Regions from separate parts of the Homo sapiens genome. Here region 1 is linked to region 2. A link is an interaction called in ENCODE POLR2A ChIA-PET data of the cell type or tissue named here. Cell type or tissue: PC-9. All regions are shown on one strand.

Region 1 (5,000 bases), 120 kb after region 2:
GCAACAGAGTATTAAAAAAGAAAAAGAAAAAGAAAAAAAAAGCATATTAATTAGAATAGGGATATAGGATCTCACTTTTTTTTGTCTCTCTCCAGGATTACAGAGATAAAGCATTTATGCATATACAGAACCACGGGATTTTAGAAGTTGTCCATCAGTTCCTCTGGTTGTTTTGGTACAATAAAAAAGTGCTTTTTTTAGAGATAGAATCTCTGTTGCCTGGGCTGAAGTGCAGTGGCCTGATCATAGCTCACTGTAACCTTGAACTCCTGGACTCAAGCCATCTTCCCGCTTTGGCTTCCTGAGTAGCATGCGTGCTGCCACACTTGGCTAATTTTCTTTTCTTTTTTAAATTTTTTTGTAGAGGTGAGGTCTTGCTATGTTGCCCAGGCTGCCTTAGCTTCAAGCGATCCTTCTGCCTTGGCCTCCCGAAGTACTGGGATTACAAGCATGAGCCACTGTACCTGGCCAGGCAGTTCTTTAACATAAACAACGTGTGCTGTGGGTCTGGATTTTTTTTATGCTAACATTCTGTAAGCTCTCAGTTTTTAAGTTTTGCAAAATGTAGAACATATATGATACAACCTACTCTAGATACACAGCCTCTAGTGTAGGCTGCCTCCTTTTATTATGGGTTTCTATCAAATAATTTCCAGTTTGAGATTTGAGATGTGACCAAAGATAAAATGTCTCCTTATAATGTTAGAAGTGGTTTGGCTTCAGCTGTATTATTGAGTCAGGAATTTGGACCTTTAGGAGCAGGTAAACAATGAGAGCAGAAACTACCCTTGAATTTATGTTTGTCTGAGGACCATTGGGAAATATTTCTTGGAGAGTGGGGAAGACAAATTCCTTTGACCTCCAGAAGAATTGATTGTCCTCAGTGTGATGAGAAAATCAGGGAGAGAGTGACTGAAGACAGCTCAGCTGTTCATGCCAAAGGGACTGACGGTCCAGATTCATGGTGGAACCAGGTGGCCGTGTTCTGGCTGGAGAACAGCAGTGGGAAGAGGACAATGCTCACGAGAGGGACAATGCTGTCTCGGTTTCTGCCTGACTTTTGGTTGCTACTGTGTTCTGTGGAACAAATATTTTATATCATGTTGCATTACCATCTAAGGTTGACAAGTTAACTAGAACCTTTAATTTCTTACGCATTGAACCTTTAATTATCTTAGCTCCATTAATTTTACTTACATATACCACTTGTACTGCCAGTAACTCCTTGTAGATAACCACTCTTGTGACCTCTATTACCATAGGATAATTGTGCCTGTTTTGGGCTTCATGTAAATTGAGTCATATAGTGTGTACTTTTGTGTCTGGTCTTTTGCTCAATGTTTTGTCTGCAATGTTCATCCATTTGTTGCATGTACTAGTGCTTCATTCCTTTTTAGTGTGGGATGGTATTCCATTTTATGGTTATATCATGATTTGTTCATACATTTACCTGTGGATGGACATTTGTTTTTTTTCCAGTTGGGACTATCATGGATAAAGCTGCTATGAACTAAGTGTATAAGTACTCATTTCTATCGGGTATATGCTCAGGAGTGGATCATTGGGTCATAAGACATATGTTCAGCTTTAGTAAAAATTAAGTTTTCCAAGTGTTCATTCTTCTCTGGATTTGGTATATGAGACTTCCAGAAGAAAAAAAGATAACTCTGTAAAAGAGTATGCTACATCTTGTGTTTCTGAATACAGGGCTCCCACAGTAAACTTGGTTTGCCTGTTGGACTTCCAGTTGGGGAGTTTGGTAATCTGATATCTTAAGAGATCTAGTAAGACAGTTATAGTATCAAGGGGCATTTTTTACTTAGTGTGAGATCCAGAGGTGTGGGCCTTGCCTGCACTGAAGAATTTCAAACCTGGGAAGAAAATTGGAGGTTTACTTAAACTAAAGGGACAGATTCTTGTCATGTTCGGAAGTTGGAATTGGCAAGCTTTATACTGGAGAATTAAAAACTCAAAACAAACAAAAAACCAAACCTATGATTCAGGAATAGCATTATAATGATTTAGAGGAAAGGTGGGGAGGAGGAAAATGAGCAATTTGTTATGTGTATGACTCACTGGTGCTGTGTCTGCGAGTATTACATTTGGGTGCAGAATTTCTGAGACAATTGGTTTACTGGCTTTCTTAGTAGAGAATAAAAGAGTGTCACCTAGACAGTGAGCATTTCATTTCAACCTTTGCATCTAGAATATATTTTAAATAAAATGCAGAATACTATGGGAATTGTACAGTTGTACAATTGCTTTATGTACCTGAGTGGGAAGTAGCTTTGTTTTCATTCATTAATTAAAAAGTAAAAACCTTCAGATTGAACAGTGTAGATACAATGCAGCACAGCATTGATGTGTTTGAAGCCATGTTCTTTTTTCCCCTGTAAGATTGTTGCTTAGGTGTGTTGAACCCAGCAACTCCTGTTTATGACAGGCAGCTTCGGAATCATTACCTTATATGATAACCTCATACAGTTATTATTTTTTTGAAATGGAGTCTCACTCTGTTGCCCAGGCTGAAATGCAGTGGCACGATCTTGCCTCCCTTCAACCTCCGTCTCCCTGGTTCAAGCAATTCTCCTGCGTCAGCCTCCTAAGTAGCTGGGATTACAGGTGTGTGCCACCACACCTGGCTAATTTTTGTATTTTTAGTAGAGACGGGTTTTACTGTGTTGGCCAGACTGGTCTCGAACTCCTGGTCAGTTATCCACCTGCCTCGGCCTCCCAAAGTGCTGGGATTCTATAGGTGTGAGCCACTGCGCCTGGCCCTCATACAGTTATTAAGAGGATTATGTGAATTTATACATGTGCTTGGCTAAGAGGAAGCATTTGTGTTAGCCATAATTATTGTTTTTACTGAACTCCTTATGATCCATTCATCCAAAAATAGTTTGGAACAGGTATTCTGTGCCACACCTCAAGGGTGGGGTGTGCCCTGGACTTGCTCTGTATGACAGTAACAGGAATAGCCCCCATGGCCTAAAGCATTGATGTGAGCTGTGGTTTTTGCTCACCCATCAACTAGCTTCTCTGCTTTGACTTTGAGGAGAAAGGGTTAATTTTTCAGTGGTCCCAAGGCATTAGAAGAATTGCTTTGGATTCGAATATCAAGACATTCCAAAGGTCTCTTGTGGAAGAAACATAGTTTGGTGTTATATATTTGGGAAAACATCTTTCTATTTGAGAAAACAAGCAGATTGTTATTATTACAGCAGTGGATAAAAGGTGTGACAGGCAAATCATTGGTAAAATAGACTAAAACGTTGACTGCTGCAGTAGATGTTTTATACTGTATTTGAAAGATAGGAAAGTAGTTAGTCTTGTTAAATAACTGGCCGGGTGTAGCAGCTCACGCCTGTAATGCCAGCACTTTGGGAGGCCAAGGCGGGTGGATTGCTTTAGCCCAAGAGTTGGAGACCAGCCTGGGCAATATGGTGAAACCCCATCTCTACAAAACGTACTAAAATTAGCTGGGCATGGTGGTGTGCCCCAGTAGTCCCAGCTGTCTGGGAAGTTGAAGCAGAAGGATCGCTTGAGCCCAGGAGGCAGAGGTTGCAGTGAGCCATGATTACACCATTGTACTCCGGCCTAGGCAATGGAAAGAGACCCTGTTTTAAAAAAAAAAAAACAAAAACAAAAAACTTTTGTACAAGAGGAATATTTTCACAACAATTGAGTGTTAACTTGCAAAACTTTTAGCTGGGGTAAGTCTCTTGATGGTATAGTAGAAGTGATACTCATGGAAAGGAATAAAGAAAATAAATATTCCTGGCCAGGCGCAGTGGCTCACACCTGTAATCCCAGCACTTTGGGAGGCTGAGGCTGGCGGATCACGAGGTCAGGAGTTGGAGACGATCCTGGCTAACACGGTGAAACCCTGTCTCCACTAAAAATACAAAAAATTAGCTGGACGTGGTGGTGGGCACCTGTAGTCCCAGCTACTCAGGAGGCTGAGGCAGGAGAATGGCGTGAACACGGGAGGCAGAGGTTGCAGTGAGCCGAGATTGCGCCACTACACTCCAGCCTGGGCGACAGAGCGAGACTGCATCTCAAAAAAAAAAAAAAAAACAACAAAAAGAAAATAAATATTCCTGGGAGTTTGGCTATCTTTTAATGTAGTTTTTGTTCTTTATAGTATACTGAATTCTCTGTTTGGCAAAAGGCAGCATGGCAGATTGATCATCACAAGCAAGTTTGAGAATTTCCCTCACAAACTCAAGTTGCATCCACATTAGGTCACTAGGGCGGAAAAGAGATGCAGTCTGTAGATGTTCCAAAGAGAAGGCCCATGGCAGGGTTGGGTGGCATTAGGAGTGGTGGCTGGCTTTACTTTGGTAAACGTGTCCTAGGCCGTATGTGATCCTAGACCTTATCTTACCTCCATGATGACTGAGACCCAGCTGGAAGCTCTGGCTGTACTCAAGGTGAGAGAGGGTGGGGGTTAGCGAGTGATAGTGTGGGTAGATGTTTAAGAGATAAGCCTTTGTTGTTGAAGAGATAGTGGTAGGGTAAGGGAGGGGGCGGAGTGAAGGATAAGGCTGAGGTTTCTGAGTTGGACCACCATTAATCAGTTGTCCCAGCGGTGAGGACCTGGAGGGTCTTGTTTTGAATGTGCTGAGTTTGACGTGCTCGTGAGGGTTTTTTTTTTTTTTTTTTTTTTTTTTTGAGACGGAATCTCACTCTATTGTCCAGGCTGGAGTGCAGTGGCACAGTCTTGGCTCACTGCAGCCTCCGTCTCCCGGGTTCAAGCAATTCTCCTGCCTCAGCCTCCCGAGTATCTGGGGATTACAGGCGCCTGCCACCACGCCTGGCTAATTTTTATATTTTTAGTAGGGATGGGGTTTCGCCATGTTGGCCAGGCTGGTCTCGAATTCCTGACCTCAGGTGATTCGCCCTCCTTGGCCCCCCAAAGTGCTGGGATTACAGGCGTGAGCCACCGTGACCGGCTACTCCTGAGATTTCTAAGTGGAGATGTTTAGGGCAGTGGGACG
Region 2 (5,000 bases):
TAAGACTTTCATTAGCTCAACAGAAATGTAATAATTATCCCTTAAGTATCTCCACTCCCACACCACCTCCACAGTCATGAACCACCTAGTCCCATTCTCAAATGTCCTGGTCCCTCTAATAGAATCCCAATCCTTCATTGTTGTCCCCAACCCTGTGCACCTATACCAGCCATAAATGGTGGAAATTCAACCAGCTCTAAGGGAAGGGAGGAGAAGACCTCCCACCCACTCTACAGGAAAACTTGCCCAGATCTACAGGAACCTCCCCACCCACAATAGGACTGGGCAGCCCAGACTCAGCTAAGAAATGTCAACAGCTGGCACAAATGAATTACAGATTGTTTACAATTCGTGTAACACTGCCCCAAGAATATAGCCAATTGTCAAGACAAAATAAATTTAGTTATTCACATATATTCTATTTGCAAATAAATTTCATATTTGTATCTGTATACAAAGAGTCTACATGTTCGATAAGTCCTTTATGATCCTACCTGAATATGTTGGTAGATGCAATATTTTTGCATCAAATTTAACTGGTGGCTGTTTCATTATCTGTGGTTTAAAAAAAAAGAAAGCTTTTGAGACAATTTTTAAGATGGATATCTGTCTCCTTATATGTCCCTTATGTCAGATAATAAATCAATGAGGACAAAAAAAGAATGTGCAAAATTTGTTACCAAAAAGAATAAGAACAATGACTTTTCGGATTAAAACACACAAATATAGATAATATTTTTTATAATCATTTCAATTGATATCTGTAATAAAATAAAGCTTCATAGAAAACATTCACTCCTATCTTGGCTTACTTTTTAGCTAATTTACCTCTAATTAGAAATTCAGTCATTCAACAAATATCTATTGGGTACCTGCCAAGGTAAGGCTCTATGCCAAGTGCTAATGGGGATACAAAGATATAAAAGACACAATCCTATTTTCAGAGAGCTGACATCCTAGTTGGGAAGATGAGACAAACATTCGATAAACAACAAAATATTTCACAATTCAAAACATGCAGGACATAACTACAGAGAAAACACTGGACAGAAAGAATTTTTTTGTAAATAGTAGTTTAGAGAATACAGCAAGCACTTTAGTTGATATAGTTAGGACTGGGTTTACAGAGAGGTAGAAGGTGGGTTGAGGTCTTGAAGGATGGTTAATGGTTATATCAGAGAAGACACCACTCCAGGAAGCCATAATAGCATGAATTGGAAAGTGCACAATTATTAATCAAGTATTATGCCACTCCAATTACCACATTCTACTGCCCTCCAAAAGGAGGAACAGATAGGGATTATCCTGCCTGACTAACACTATACCAATTTTAATTCCCAGGTTTTGCTAACTATACTACAGACCTATAAGATGTGAACATTAAGAGCAGCTGGGCAAAAGGTATACAGGAACTCTCAATTATTTTTGAAACTTTTCTCTAAGACTAAAAGTAGTTTAAAATTAAAAGTTAAACACAAAAATTTCTACTGATTAAGGCTTCCCAGAAACTATCAAATATGGTTATAAGAGGGAAAAAAAGAAACACAGAATATTGTCTAAAGCAAGCCTGTCCAACCCGTAGCCCATGGGCTGCATGCAGCCCAAGACGGCTTTGAAAGTGGCCCAACACAAATTTGTAAACCTTCTTAAAACATTGTAAGATTTTTTTTTGCAATTTTTTTTGTTTTTTAGTTCATCAGCTATCGTTAGTGTATTTTATGTGTGCCCCAAGACAATTCTTCTTCCAATGTGGCCCAGGGAAGCCAAAAGATTGGACACCCCTGGTAAAGATAACACAAATTGTTCTAGAAAGCCCACGTTGAAAATGCCCCAATGCTCATCAAACTTAGCATAATAAAGTTACTCTGCCAGACATATGAACTCACAAAAAGAAGTAGCTCCATTATGAAAAATAGCTAAATAATCTATATGAAATGCTGTCTATCTAGAAAATAAATAAGAATTCAAGAACCTTCATGGTCTAAACCACAGTAACGTTCCCAATGAGATAAGAAAAAAGAGTCATGAATTAATACAGAAAAAAACATTTATAAATAAGAAAAAGAAGCAGGAAAATTAAAATAGAGAAAAAGTAGTGGAATGTGAGTATGTTGGGGAGCTGGAAGTCAAGACAAAACAGAGGGACTTAGAAATGAATTTGTTTTTTAAAGTAGATACTCATTATCCCCTAGCAATAAAGTATTATATTCCAAAAGACAAGAAGCAAAAAAACTCACACTGGTTTAGAAGTACATTGTGAACTACAACTTCGCAAGCTCCCAGAATGTCTCCCCATCGTCTCCCCTGCAGTCTTAACAACCTGTGAGAGGGTAGGGCTTCTGTGTGATCTGCCTGCCCAGCCCAGCCTGGTAAGCAGTGCCCTCTGACTGCTTGTGCCTTCGAAATACATCAGAGACTAGAATATTTAGAGTGATTCACATTAGTGCATACGGAGAAACAAAAGGACTGAGAGCTAAGGTCTGAGGTCAAGAGGCTGGCAACCCCTCCATGGCATGTGGAAGAAGCAGTAGTGAGAGGCAGCAGAGCTGACTCATTCAAAACAGAGGGGAGAAAACTTAGAACTCCAGTGAAGTGGAAGTGAAGGCAGAGGAAAGGGCTGCAGACAGAGGGGGAGCTGCAAATGCAGACATGCAGCACAAATGACACAGAAGCAGACAAGAGAAACAGGAAAGATTATACAGTAAATAATATTCTGAATGAAAATCTCATGCAGATTTCAGATCTCAGTAAAGTCTACAACTCAGTTGTTAGAGTGTCTTTCTGCACCTTTGGATTGTCGATAATGGGGGTGACAACAAGATCTGAGTCCGTGTAGATAAGCTCTCTCATCTGGGATTCCAGGTCCTGCTGACTCAGGTGTCCACTTGTAATCTGAAATGAGAACAAAAATTAGACTTTGTTTCTGCGACTAATGTAGATCTTTAAAACACTGAACCAGTAAGATGCTGAGGAAGACACCACTGTAAAATATCACCTATATCAATGTACTTCAACTGCTATTCAAGATGGTTGCAGTCTCATTTGATTTTCACAAAAATCCTAAACTGTAGGCACCATCATTCCCATTTTACAGATAAAAATATAAAACTCTGAGAAAGTAACTGAATTGCTCATGTTACCACTAAGTCTGGCTAGGACTAGAAAAAATATCTTTACAATTCAATGTTCTAAACTGTGATGAGGCAAATTGGTTTTTCCATAACAGCATGGCTTCTTTTTTTTTTTTTTTTTTTTTTTTTGAGGCGGAGTCTCGCTCTGTCCCCCAGGCTGGAGTACAGTAGCGTGATCTCGGCTCACTACAAGCTCTGCCTCCCGGGTTCACGCCATTCTCCTGCCTCAGCCTCCCGAGTAGCTGGGACTACAGGCGCCTGCCACTGTGCCTGGCTAATTTTTTTGTATTTTTAGTAGAAACAGGGTTTCACCGTGTTAGCCAGGATGGTCTCAATCTCCTGACCTCATGATCCACCTGCCTCGGCCTCCCAAAGTGCTGGGATTACAGGCGTGAGCCACCACGCCCAGCCTTTTTTTTTTTTTTTTTTTGAGATAGAGTCTCACTCCATCACACAGGCTGGAATGCAGTGGCACAATCTCAGCTCACCGCAACCTCTGCCTCCCGAGTTGAAGCAATTCTCCTGCTTCAGCCTCCCAAGTCGTGGAATTACTGGTGTATGCCACCATGCACTGCTAATTTCTGCATTTTTAGTAGAATCGGGGTTTCACCATGTTGGCCAGGCTGGTCTCGAACTCCTGGTCTCAGGTGATCCACCCAACTTGGCCTCCCAAAGTGCTGGGATTATAGGCGTGAGCCACGCGCCTGACCAACGGCTTTATTTTTCATTCACAGAATGTTAATCAATTTATTTCTGCTTTACAGAACATTCAATGTGAAATTGAAGCTGTAACATAAAAAAAATTTTCAGACTTAAATACAGACATGCTACCTAAGTATTAAACCTCAATTATTTATTAAGCCTAGTTAGAGTTGATACATAATGAAATGAATCAGCAGATATTCACCATCAGTTATTCCTTTGAGATGGTTCTTTGTGCTCTATTTAAACATAATTTGTATTCCTAGTGCTATGCCTCAGTATTTCCCAACAGGGAAAAAAAAAAGAGAGAGAGAATTTATGCTTAAGAACTTTAAAAGAAACAACGGCTAGCAAACTAAATAAAATAGAAAAGTAAATCAGTGAAGTAAGGAATAAGGAAAATAAATTACCCAAAACTGAGTGAGGAAGGGGCATGGATAAAGGAACAGAGGAGTTAGCTAAGAAAGTTCCTGGAAACCCAAGCTGCCCCATGCAACTCAGACAAAAGACAAGAAAACACAAAAAGAGGCCGGGTGCAGTGGCTTAGGCCTGTAATCCCAGCACTTTGGTAGGCCGAGGTGGGCACATCACGAGGTCAGGAGTTCGAGACCAGCCTGACCAACATGGTGAAACACCATCTCTACTAAAAATACAAAAATTAGCCAGGCATGGTGGCAGGCGCCTGTAATCCCAGCTACTTAGGGGGCTGAGGCAGGAGAATCGCTTGAACCTGGGAGGCGGAGGTTGCAGTGAGCCGAGATTGCGCCATCGCACACCAGCCTAGGTGACAAAGCGAGACTCCACCAAAAAAAAAAAAGAAAAAAAAAAAAAAGGCCCACAAAGAATGAAGAGGAAGTTTGTTTAAAACAAGAAAATCTAAGTTTAAGAACATGGACTTTCAATTAAAGAAAAAAAAAGATGGACTTTCATGGTAAAAAGACAGAGGTAAACTCACATTGCCAAAAAAAAGATGGACTTTAAAGGCAAAAAGACAGGGGCAAACTTAACATTGCTGCTTGTTAATTATGTGCTCTTAGGGAAGATAAAAAAAGCTTTGTTTTCTTCATCTATAACAAAGATTAAAACAAACAAGCTTTCAGGTTTGTGAAGAATAAACACAAAGCACTTAAAACAATGCCTGGCACTGCTTGAGAGAAGACAGTGATA

Evidence for each region. Peaks named below come from ENCODE experiments on the same cell type or tissue, not always from the same donor. Only the 100,000 strongest peaks of a DNase experiment are listed, where the experiment ranks them.
Region 1: POLR2A ChIA-PET joins it to region 2 with 10 read pairs; 3 of 35 experiments call an interaction of 5 or more read pairs at or near these places.

Annotation. Positions count from the first base shown.
Region 1 is chr3:42,019,098-42,024,097 of GRCh38, forward strand. It overlaps a transcript of TRAK1 not described here. Among named protein-coding and RNA genes, the nearest start is that of ULK4, 59 kb to the left of the region's middle. In PC-9, no CTCF peak of the experiment used is centred here; a DNase peak (open chromatin) is centred at 2,024; H3K4me3 peaks cover 731 bases; H3K27ac peaks cover 2,248 bases.
Region 2 is chr3:41,897,938-41,902,937 of GRCh38, forward strand. It overlaps ULK4 (unc-51 like kinase 4), which reads right to left. Exons shown (of 37, transcript NM_017886.4): 13 at 2,788-2,892; 14 at 495-555. It also overlaps the pseudogene LOC124900553. Among named protein-coding and RNA genes, the nearest start is that of ULK4, 62 kb to the right of the region's middle. In PC-9, no CTCF peak of the experiment used is centred here; a DNase peak (open chromatin) is centred at 2,484.